Regions from separate parts of the Mus musculus genome. Here all the other regions are linked to region 1. Evidence: chromatin contacts called from ENCODE POLR2A ChIA-PET data. All regions are on one chromosome and are shown on one strand. Each heading gives the region's core, a stretch centred on a gene start or an enhancer-like site at or near the end of the contact. The rest is flanking DNA. Distances are from core to core; before and after follow the strand shown. Region 1 holds the start of Zfp568 (zinc finger protein 568). Region 2 holds the start of Zfp14 (zinc finger protein 14). Region 3 holds the start of Zfp566 (zinc finger protein 566).

What was found. ChIA-PET counts read pairs that join two places held with the same protein, here RNA polymerase II (POLR2A).
Region 2: POLR2A ChIA-PET joins it to region 1 with 14 read pairs in Patski. The contact joins the promoter of Zfp14 here to the promoter of Zfp568 in region 1. POLR2A ChIA-PET finds 5 or more read pairs at or near these places in 2 of 5 experiments (Patski and embryonic stem cell).
Region 3: POLR2A ChIA-PET joins it to region 1 with 31 read pairs in Patski. The contact joins the promoter of Zfp566 here to the promoter of Zfp568 in region 1. POLR2A ChIA-PET finds 5 or more read pairs at or near these places in 3 of 5 experiments (Patski and embryonic stem cell).

Annotation. Positions count from the first base shown.
Region 1 is chr7:29,982,528-29,985,319 of GRCm38, forward strand. It overlaps Zfp568 (zinc finger protein 568), which reads left to right and starts at 1,428. Exons shown (of 10, transcript NM_001167872.1): 1 at 1,428-1,701; 2 at 2,733-2,792. It overlaps Gm31735 (a long non-coding RNA gene), which reads right to left and starts at 994. Exons shown (of 2, transcript XR_001778074.2): 1 at 906-994.
Region 2 is chr7:30,050,016-30,052,935 of GRCm38, forward strand. Zfp14 (zinc finger protein 14) reads right to left here and starts at 1,381. Exons shown (of 5, transcript NM_178733.5): 1 at 1,330-1,381.
Region 3 is chr7:30,088,841-30,091,767 of GRCm38, forward strand. Zfp566 (zinc finger protein 566) reads right to left here and starts at 1,670. Exons shown (of 4, transcript NM_152814.2): 1 at 1,448-1,670.

The sequences.
Region 1 (2,792 bases), core at 178-2,677:
AACTCACAGAGATCCACCTGCTCTGTCTCCCACCAGTTAAACTTAAGCCGATTATTCTAGCTTGCAATCAGGCTTGGAACATGGCTACCTCTATGCCTCTCTCTGACTTAATAATAGGTATAGCTATTCTTTTCTCCAATGGAGACAATATAGGGATCTATTTTCAAATGACAAGTCGTCATTAAGCAAGTACTTCCAGAGGCATTCAGATGTTGGGGTCATGGGGTGTGCAAATAATGAGGAAAGGACCAAGAAAGTCGGAAATAAACCACAAGTAAACTTTATACCCTCCCCCCGTCCCGTTCCCTCCCCCCCCCCCCCCCCCCCGGGAAAACACTTCTAACTGGTTAGGGTCACAAGTCAGCTTCGACCTTTGACAAAGGGAGAGAGCAGTCTCCTTTCTCCTTTTGAAGCATAAAGGCAGGAGCAGAGGTTCAGGGAACAATAAAGAAGGAATTTGTAAATTGAGGGTTAGTTCTGGAGCCCAGGGTGTGGCAGGTAGGAGGATGTTCATTCAGGCTCAAGGCTATTCTAAGACAGAGGTCTTATCTCAGCCTTTAGGGAGCTCGCCCAGGCCTGGTGGTTTTACTGCAGCTTGAAAGAAAGTAAGGCTTGCGGGCATGCAGTAAGATGGGGGCGGCCGTCCAATACCTGGGATCACTCTGGGCTCGGCACAAAGGAAAGCCCGGCTCTTTGTGGTTTGTAGTGCATTCTTTGCCTCTTTTGGGTAACTGACCTGGCAATGGGTAAAACTGGGAGTAGACATAAAAAAATTGTGACCCTCCAGGTCTTTCTTGGCCAGGCCAGAGATCATTACCAGCCTTGTCCCCATTATCCATCCTGCGTAGAGAATGGAGATTAGGAGAGAACTGGCACCCTGACCAATTTGCGAATCTAAACCTCACCTCAGAGATTGTTCCCAGGAGCAGAGTTCTGAAGTCACAACCACTCGGGTGACAGGAGCCCCATGGTTACATGCAAGATGCCACATAGAGGTAGGCACAGTCTTACACTTAAGCCACAACTCCACAACGACCAGACATTTCATGTCCTCATAGAAAAGCTATCAGAATGTATTACAAACAACCACAAAAACTATTCCAGGGCACTGCGTCCGCCCAGTCGCAAGGCTCCTGCCGAGAGGCTGGACAGGCCACTAGCCTTTCTGGGAAATGTAGTCCACAAAGGGACAGCCACCTAGCGCCCCCAGCGCCTCCTCTGGTTGTTCCGGAAAAGACCGTCCCCGCAGCTGCTCACGTCCAGCGCTGCTTCGCCGGCGGCGTCACCGTCTCGCCGCGCTAATGGGCTCAGCCACCTCGGCGCCTTCGGCCATGACTCCTGTCCCTAGCACAGGAAACGCCAGCCGAGCTCTGACCGGAAGTTGGGTCGGGCCGCGGGTCCTTCTGGGAGCACCTGTGCTCTGGGACATAACGGGCGCGCGCTGCCGCCCGAGTGGAGGGGCTGGCCGTGCGTGGCCCGCATGCCGCGTCTCTGAGGTTGCGTCTCGGGAGGTTTTGGCTGGTGGCGCTGCGGGGACCTCTCCACGGGAGAGGCACGGGTGGTCCGGTTTGCGCCGGCCGTGGGCTTCGGGCTGGGCGCGGGCTCTCGGGGGGCTCGGAGTATCCCGGGTCACAGCTTTGCGGAGAGCTCCGGGCCAGAAGGCGGGACTCAAGCCTGTTCGGAGCTGCAACCAAAAACCTGGTAAGAGTTTGTGCTACTCTGGAGATTTGGAGGGGGTGTGGTTGTGCGAGAGCGAGTGTCCTGTCGTGGCCATGTTTGGTGGTAAGGGGTTGAGTAAGGGTGTGGTGAGTGTGGGGATGGCGTGGCGTGTGCAATTGTACCGCGGAGTTCTTAGGTGTGTAGCATTTGGCGTAACTCGTAACTACGGGGAAAAAAAATCTGTACTTTCTAATGATTTCCCCCTCCTCATTGCCGCCCTTTCAACACTTTCTTCTCTAACTTTTTTCAGTTTTTCTTTCTATTATTACCTAATGGCTTGCTTGGCTTATTTAATTTTTAAAAAAATCTTTTCTTTTCTCTCCTTTCCTTTTCCTTTTTCTTTTTTTCTTTTTCTTTTCTTTTCTTTTCTTTTCTTTTCTTTTCTCTTCTTTCTTTCTTTTACCTTTGTAGTGTTGAATTTAAATCTAACGCTTCAATCACACCAGGCAAAAACTGTACCAATGAGCTACATTCCCAGCCCTGAAGTTAGTTTAATAATGGCTGAAAAAAATTCCTAAGCTCAATAGCAAACCAACTGGGATTCCTTCAGTTCACGTTGTTAGCAGATTCATTGCATTTAGCTGATCCAGGCTGTATTTGGTTGAAATTCAGATCTGCTCTCTGTTTGTTGTTTTCTGGTGCTCAAGTTAAAAAGAACTGATTCCAAACATATTTTCTTTTCACGGTGGATTATGGGAGCACAGGGGAGATCATGCAAAGACTCTAAAAAACCTCTGCTTCAAATGTGTCCATATTTAGCCAAAGAAAAGTTGTGTGGGTAAGCTTGTAGTCTATTAAAATAACTATTTGCCACATTAAGAAATCTCTAGAAATACTTTTATACTGGGTGTTACCGTTTAGTGCAAGTGCTCTTTGATGATAGTGTGCTCTTGTTTGCACTCTCTTGTGTGCACTCTCTAGCTCTGCTCTCTAGCTTGCTCACTAGCTCTCTCTCTCTCAAATTACATTTGTCACAAATTTTATATTCCAAACCCTTTGTCTTTATGTTTCAGGTTTCTCATGAGCAACATATCAGCTGAGTGTTTTTTAAACTCATTTGTCTGGCCTGACTG
Region 2 (2,920 bases), core at 131-2,630, 67 kb after region 1:
GGGTTACAGTGAATTCCTGGTCAGTATAGGTACAAATTGTTTAAAACAAGAACAAAACGTGCTATTCTGGTAAGAAGCGTGGTTTAGCAAAGGAATCTTCCACAGTAATTAAAAACGAACTAGCAAAGCAGGCTTCGTGGATAAGAAAGCTGCAGCCTGGAATGCAGAGATGGATCAGCGGGTTACACTCTCAGCACCTACGTGACTGCTGTAACTCCAGTTCCAGAGAATCCGATGCCCTCTTCAGGGCTCCTCAGGCGCAGTCACACTCAGTGGTGCACAGAAAGAAAAGCAGACAGAAACACTCACATACGTAAAAAACGAACATGTTAAAAATTTAAAACCTGTGAGGCTGGAAACAGCTGTACTGCTAGGAGCAGTGGCTGCTCTAGCAGAGGATGCAAGTGTGATTCCCCGTACTCACATGGTGTTTCACGACCGTCTATAACTCCAGTTCCTGGGAATCAGACACCTTCTCCTGGCTTCTGCTGGTATGTGTATACACACAAATACACACACACACACACACACACACACACACATAAAAAAGAAAAAATACAAAAGACATTTGTAACCACACAAAGAGGGCCTGGACCCGCATTTAATCAGAGACATAATCTCTGAGTGATGCTTACTATCAGTCTGCATGAATCTGTCTCCTCTACCCTGACCAAGATAACACCAAACCGCTGCTTCTTTCCAAGCTAACTTCATTTTCACTTTCACAGTAATGAGGAGTAAATGTCCCCATGCCTGGAAAAACAAGGAGTACACTTCATAGGACAACGAGAAAGAAGAAAGTTAGGCTATTTTTTTTTCCGCAGTAATGTTGGGTCTCTATGTATGCAACAACAATCGTTTCCTGCTTTTATTCCCTCGCCTTCCCTAAAATGAACAAGTCTGGGGAAAAGGTCAAACCGGGAAGGTGCGGGCTTGGTAGCCTGGGGACACACCCCTCGCGACCAGCCCTTCCACACACATAACCTACTGGAAATGGAGCGCCGCGGATGGAGAGGACACTGGCCGCCACCGGAGGGGCAGGTTTGACAGGCGACGGCCACCGGGGCTGCCTGGCGGGGAGGGAGCGCGTACAAAGCAGCCCTGCGGTGGCAGCTGCGCTGTCTTTTTGTACGGAGGGCCCTCACTCTGAGGTTCACACACAGAACTCAGAGCCATGCTGGGCCTCTGGGCTCTGCAGCGGGAAGACGGAGGATGCAACGGGGTACGCGGTGTCCACTCAGCGTCACCGACTCCAAGTCTCTCAAGCCAACTAAAGACAAACCTACGCTGCCCCCGCGACAATTTCCTCAGTGCAAGGGACCAACTCACCTCTCAGAGCGGACCGGCGCTAAGCAGCCGGAAGGATGCTGCGCAGAGGCCTGTGGGAAATGTAGTCCATGGTGGGAAAGACTGGGCCAACGCAGCGGAGTGCGCAAGCGTGCTCGGGGCTGTGATGGGTGGAGGCCTCTGGGTGTGATCTTGGACCAGCTGGAAGGGCTAGGAGATTCCGCTGCCCTCTGCCCCCAAATCCCCACCCCAAACCTAGCTCACTGGGCTGGGGGTTGTGTCGTTGCCCTACCAGGGCTGAGAACACCATCATCACATTATCACATGCTTAATATGTGAGATAAGCATATTCTCACCCCAGCGAGGGTGTAGGCATGATCAGGGAACTCAGTAAAATACATTCTCCAAAGGTGCAGTCCCACATCTACCCAGGGAAAGGTTGCTCAGGCTCCTTGGAGTTCCCGCTGCCTCTGCTTTCTCCCACTGTCCCTTCTAGCCGTTGTGTATATTGGTCTAGTCGTTGGTATTGGCCTTAGGTTTTGTTTTGCAAACTGGAGATGAAGCCAAGACCTCTAAGACTGGAAAGATAATTATGCTTTCTTCTATCACAGTGGTTCTCAACCTGTTGGTCGAGATCCCCCCCCCCCTTGGGGGTCAAATGACCTTTCACAGGGACCACCTAAGACCATCAGAAAACACAGATATTTACATTAGGATTCCTAACAGTAGCAAAATTACAGTTATAAAGTAGTACCGAAAATAATTATATAGCTTGTGGATCACCACAACATGAGGAACTGTATTAATGGGTCGCAGCTTTAGGGAGGTTGAGAACCACTGCTCTAACATTTTCTTGTGTTTGTGCCAGGCCTCATCCGGTCTTCAGGAGACTGAAGCATGCAGACTGCAAATTCAAGATGAATGGAAAAAAAAAAAAAAAAAAGGAGGACATGACTGCTCCCAAGGGATTGAGATCTAAGAGAGAGCACTGGCAGGGGCGTCTGAAAGTAACCAGGGTGGCCATGACTGCCGGACTAAATGGGGCCATGTGAGGGGAGGGGGTGGGGTGTAGGACAGGCTAGAAGCCAAGAGGCCAAGTGCAGCGGGCAAGAGGTAACAAAAGGACCTTGTGCCCAAAATGACTGGGTTATACAGGAATCACAGAAGCTGGGAGATGGGAAGCCCAGGCCTGGGCTACAGAGTTTGGGATAGTGGGGGGCAAGGTATATCAGCCAGGATGTCTCTGTAATAGGTGCTGGGGATGTTGAAAGATCCTCATCGATCCTCTTGTTTCTTTCCAGAGCGCTGTTATTACAGGCATCCGTCAACATTCCCAGCGTTGGGACGTTAGTTTTAGGAACGTGACAATTGAGAGGCTGGTGAGATGGCTTAGTGATTGAGAACCCTTGCGCTCTTGCAGACACAACACATATGATGGTTCCCAAGTGTCTGTAACTTCAGTTGCAGAGGGCTGGTGAGATGGCTCAGTGGGTAAGAGCACCCGACTGCTCTTCCGAAGGTCCGGAGTTCAAATCCCAGCAACCACATGGTGGCTCACAACCACTCACAATGAGATCTGACTCCTTCTTCTGGAGTGTCTGAAGACAGCTACAGTGTACTTACATATTAAAAA
Region 3 (2,927 bases), core at 420-2,919, 110 kb after region 1:
ATGGAAACCAGCGGTGGGAGGGGGGGCATCTCTGGTGACTAGCTAGAGCCTTGGGAAGGAAGAGGCTACAGGGAGCCTATGGGGTGACTTTAGCTGAGACTCCTACTAGAGGAGAATTATAGAGACTGATGGGGCCACCTCCTGTACCCAGGCAAGACTTCCAGAGGCAGGGGGACGGGACATCAATCCACTCCAAAAATCTTCAACACAAAATTTGTCTTGTTTATAGAAAGTGCAGGGATAAATATGGAGCAGAGACTGAGGGAACAGTCATCCAATGACTGCCCCAACTTGAGACCCATCCCATGTGAGAGAAACTAATTAACTCTACTAATGATACTCTTGTGCTTGCAGACAGCAGCCTAGCATAACTGTCTCCTGAGAGACTTCACCCAGCAGTGGATGGAGGCAGATGCAGAGAGCCACACTCATCAGGTGGAGCTTGGGGAGTCTTGTGGAAGAGTATGGGATAGAAGTGAGCAAGCCAGAGGGGTCAAGGATACCACAAGAAGACCCAGAGTCAACTGACCTGGGAGCATGGAGGTTCACAGAGCCTGGGTCACCAACCAGGGAGCATGGAAGAGCTGGACCTAAGCACACTCCCCACCCCACGCCTACACGTTTGTAGCAAGTGTGAGCTTGGTGTTTATGTGGGTCCCCCTAAGAAGTGGAGCGGGGGTTGTCTCCATCTCTGTTCCCTGTCATTGGATCACCCCCTACTTCGACTGCCTGATTGTGCTTCCTAGACCTGCTGGGACTAGGTGCCCCAGGGAGGGGTGGTACCCAGAGGGACTCTCCTGCCCAGAGGACAAGGTAAGGGGGAGATGGAGGGAGGGATTTGTAAGGGTAGGACTGGGAAGCGAGGAAGGAGGGTGGCTGAGATTAGGATGTAAAGTGAATTTTTAAAAGTAAACATTAAAAACAGTTGGAAATACTCATATGGCTACCCTTAATAGTCGAGATGTATAAATGCTTCAGATCCTGAAATATCAAACAGCACAAAGACTCAGTTAAGCCGCTATCCCACTTAACACGGGGAAGTCCTACACAGCTGTCCAAATAAACAAAGTAAAAGACAAAGAAAAGCATGATAGCTCACAAATGAACCTCTAAAATGAGCAAAGGCTAAAGAAGAATGCACGCAAGATACACATTCAAAACTTCACACTCACAACCCACACACAGACCCACAACAGAGACACTCGGCTATCGGAAACCTACCTACGAGAAGACAGGACTACCTACTAGGGGCTCAAAAAGTAACTTAAGCACAACTTCACTTTTACCACACAGAATCCACAGGTATCTGCGCCTGCACTGTGCTGCACGTGGTCACAACATCACACAGTCGCACGCCCCTACAGAGACAGAACACTCACCCAGTCAGCAGCTCTCCACATCCACACACAATGCCGCACGTGTCCCCAGCTCGCTCCCTCCCACTCACCAAGGGGTGGTGGCCGCCACGGTGTTAGCAGAAACTGATGCTCATCACCAGTCCAGCCCCTTAGCGCCGCGATCACTGTTCACAAATTAGCCGCACAATTCCGACTCCTCTGCCGCACAAAGCCCAGCCTCGGCGTTCGCCCCGCCTCCTCCCGGGTTCCGCACCAAAGGCCTTCCTTGCAAGCTGCCAAAGCCCTGCAATCCTTCAGTGCACCTCCCCTCTTGCCAGCAAAGCTCTGAAGTCACGCCAGGCGCGTGATCTTCCCGCGAGAAGCCAGGGAGCCCTCTGGGAAATGTAGTCAGTCCGAGGGAACGCGGCAGACAAGATGGCTCCCGATGGGCGGGGCTTCTAACGGTCCCTCAGTGTGGTGGACGAGCGGAGGACACCCCAAATAGAAACGCATCCTCAGGATACATGGAACCCTATATCAGCTTCCACTACTGCATTTAAAATCATTCAAAAAAGTTAGGAATCTGTTGATTTCCCGGACTTTTGGTATTATCTGTAGAGGATAGACTGCATCAGGAAAGGGGCGGAGAACTGGTAGGGGGCGGAGTGTGATTTGCATAGTAAGCATAATCATGCGGCTGAGACTTCTAGTAATATAATTCAGTGCAATACGAAAAAAAATATATTGAAGGGGGAAAGTTATCTCAATTTCTCAGAGAGCTAAGCCTTTGCTTGGCCACCTCTAGCGGCCGAGTTTCCCCCCGCCCCAGAAGTGTGCAGGAACAGATCTCCTCCGCAGATGTGTGACTTGTTCTGGACATGCATTTGGCTTGGTACTCATTAGCAGGTCCTGTAGGTTGAAAGGGTGGATACCAGGACCACACCTTGGATTCCCACATGCTTCTAATGCTAGCCCGCAGGAGGAGCAGGAGGATCAGGGTCATCCCTGGCTACTGAGAGGTAGTTACATTAAAAACTACAGTGGAACACTTGGAGAAAGCATCTTCCTTTGAAGTGATTTCCATAACCAATAAATATACCTAGTCCAGGAGATAACAAGTCAGTCGGTCTGAAAAAGACATTAAAGTTGGGGCTAGAGAGATGACTCAGCGATTAAGAGCACTGGCTTCTCTTCCAGAGGACCTGAGTTCAATACCCAGCCACCACATAGTGGCTCACAATCATCTATAAGAGGATATGATGCCCTCTTCTGGCCTACAGATGTATATGCAGCAGAGCACTCACATTAAATCTTTTAAAACGACATTGAAGTTAAAAGACTACATCTCTGTATAAATCAAGATTTTCTCTTCAGAAAATAGGGACAACACGGCTTACCTCACTTCTCTGTTAATTGCAAAGCTGCCACAGTCCTAACGAAATAGATACTATAAAGACATGAAGATCTTATAAGGATATGAAGTTACCCAGAATAGAATGGAGCTGAGGGAGAGCTGCCGGTAGACTACCCCAATGATAACGGGTATACTAACCAGGCATGTTAGAGGGAAGTGAAGTTTGGGATTGCTGG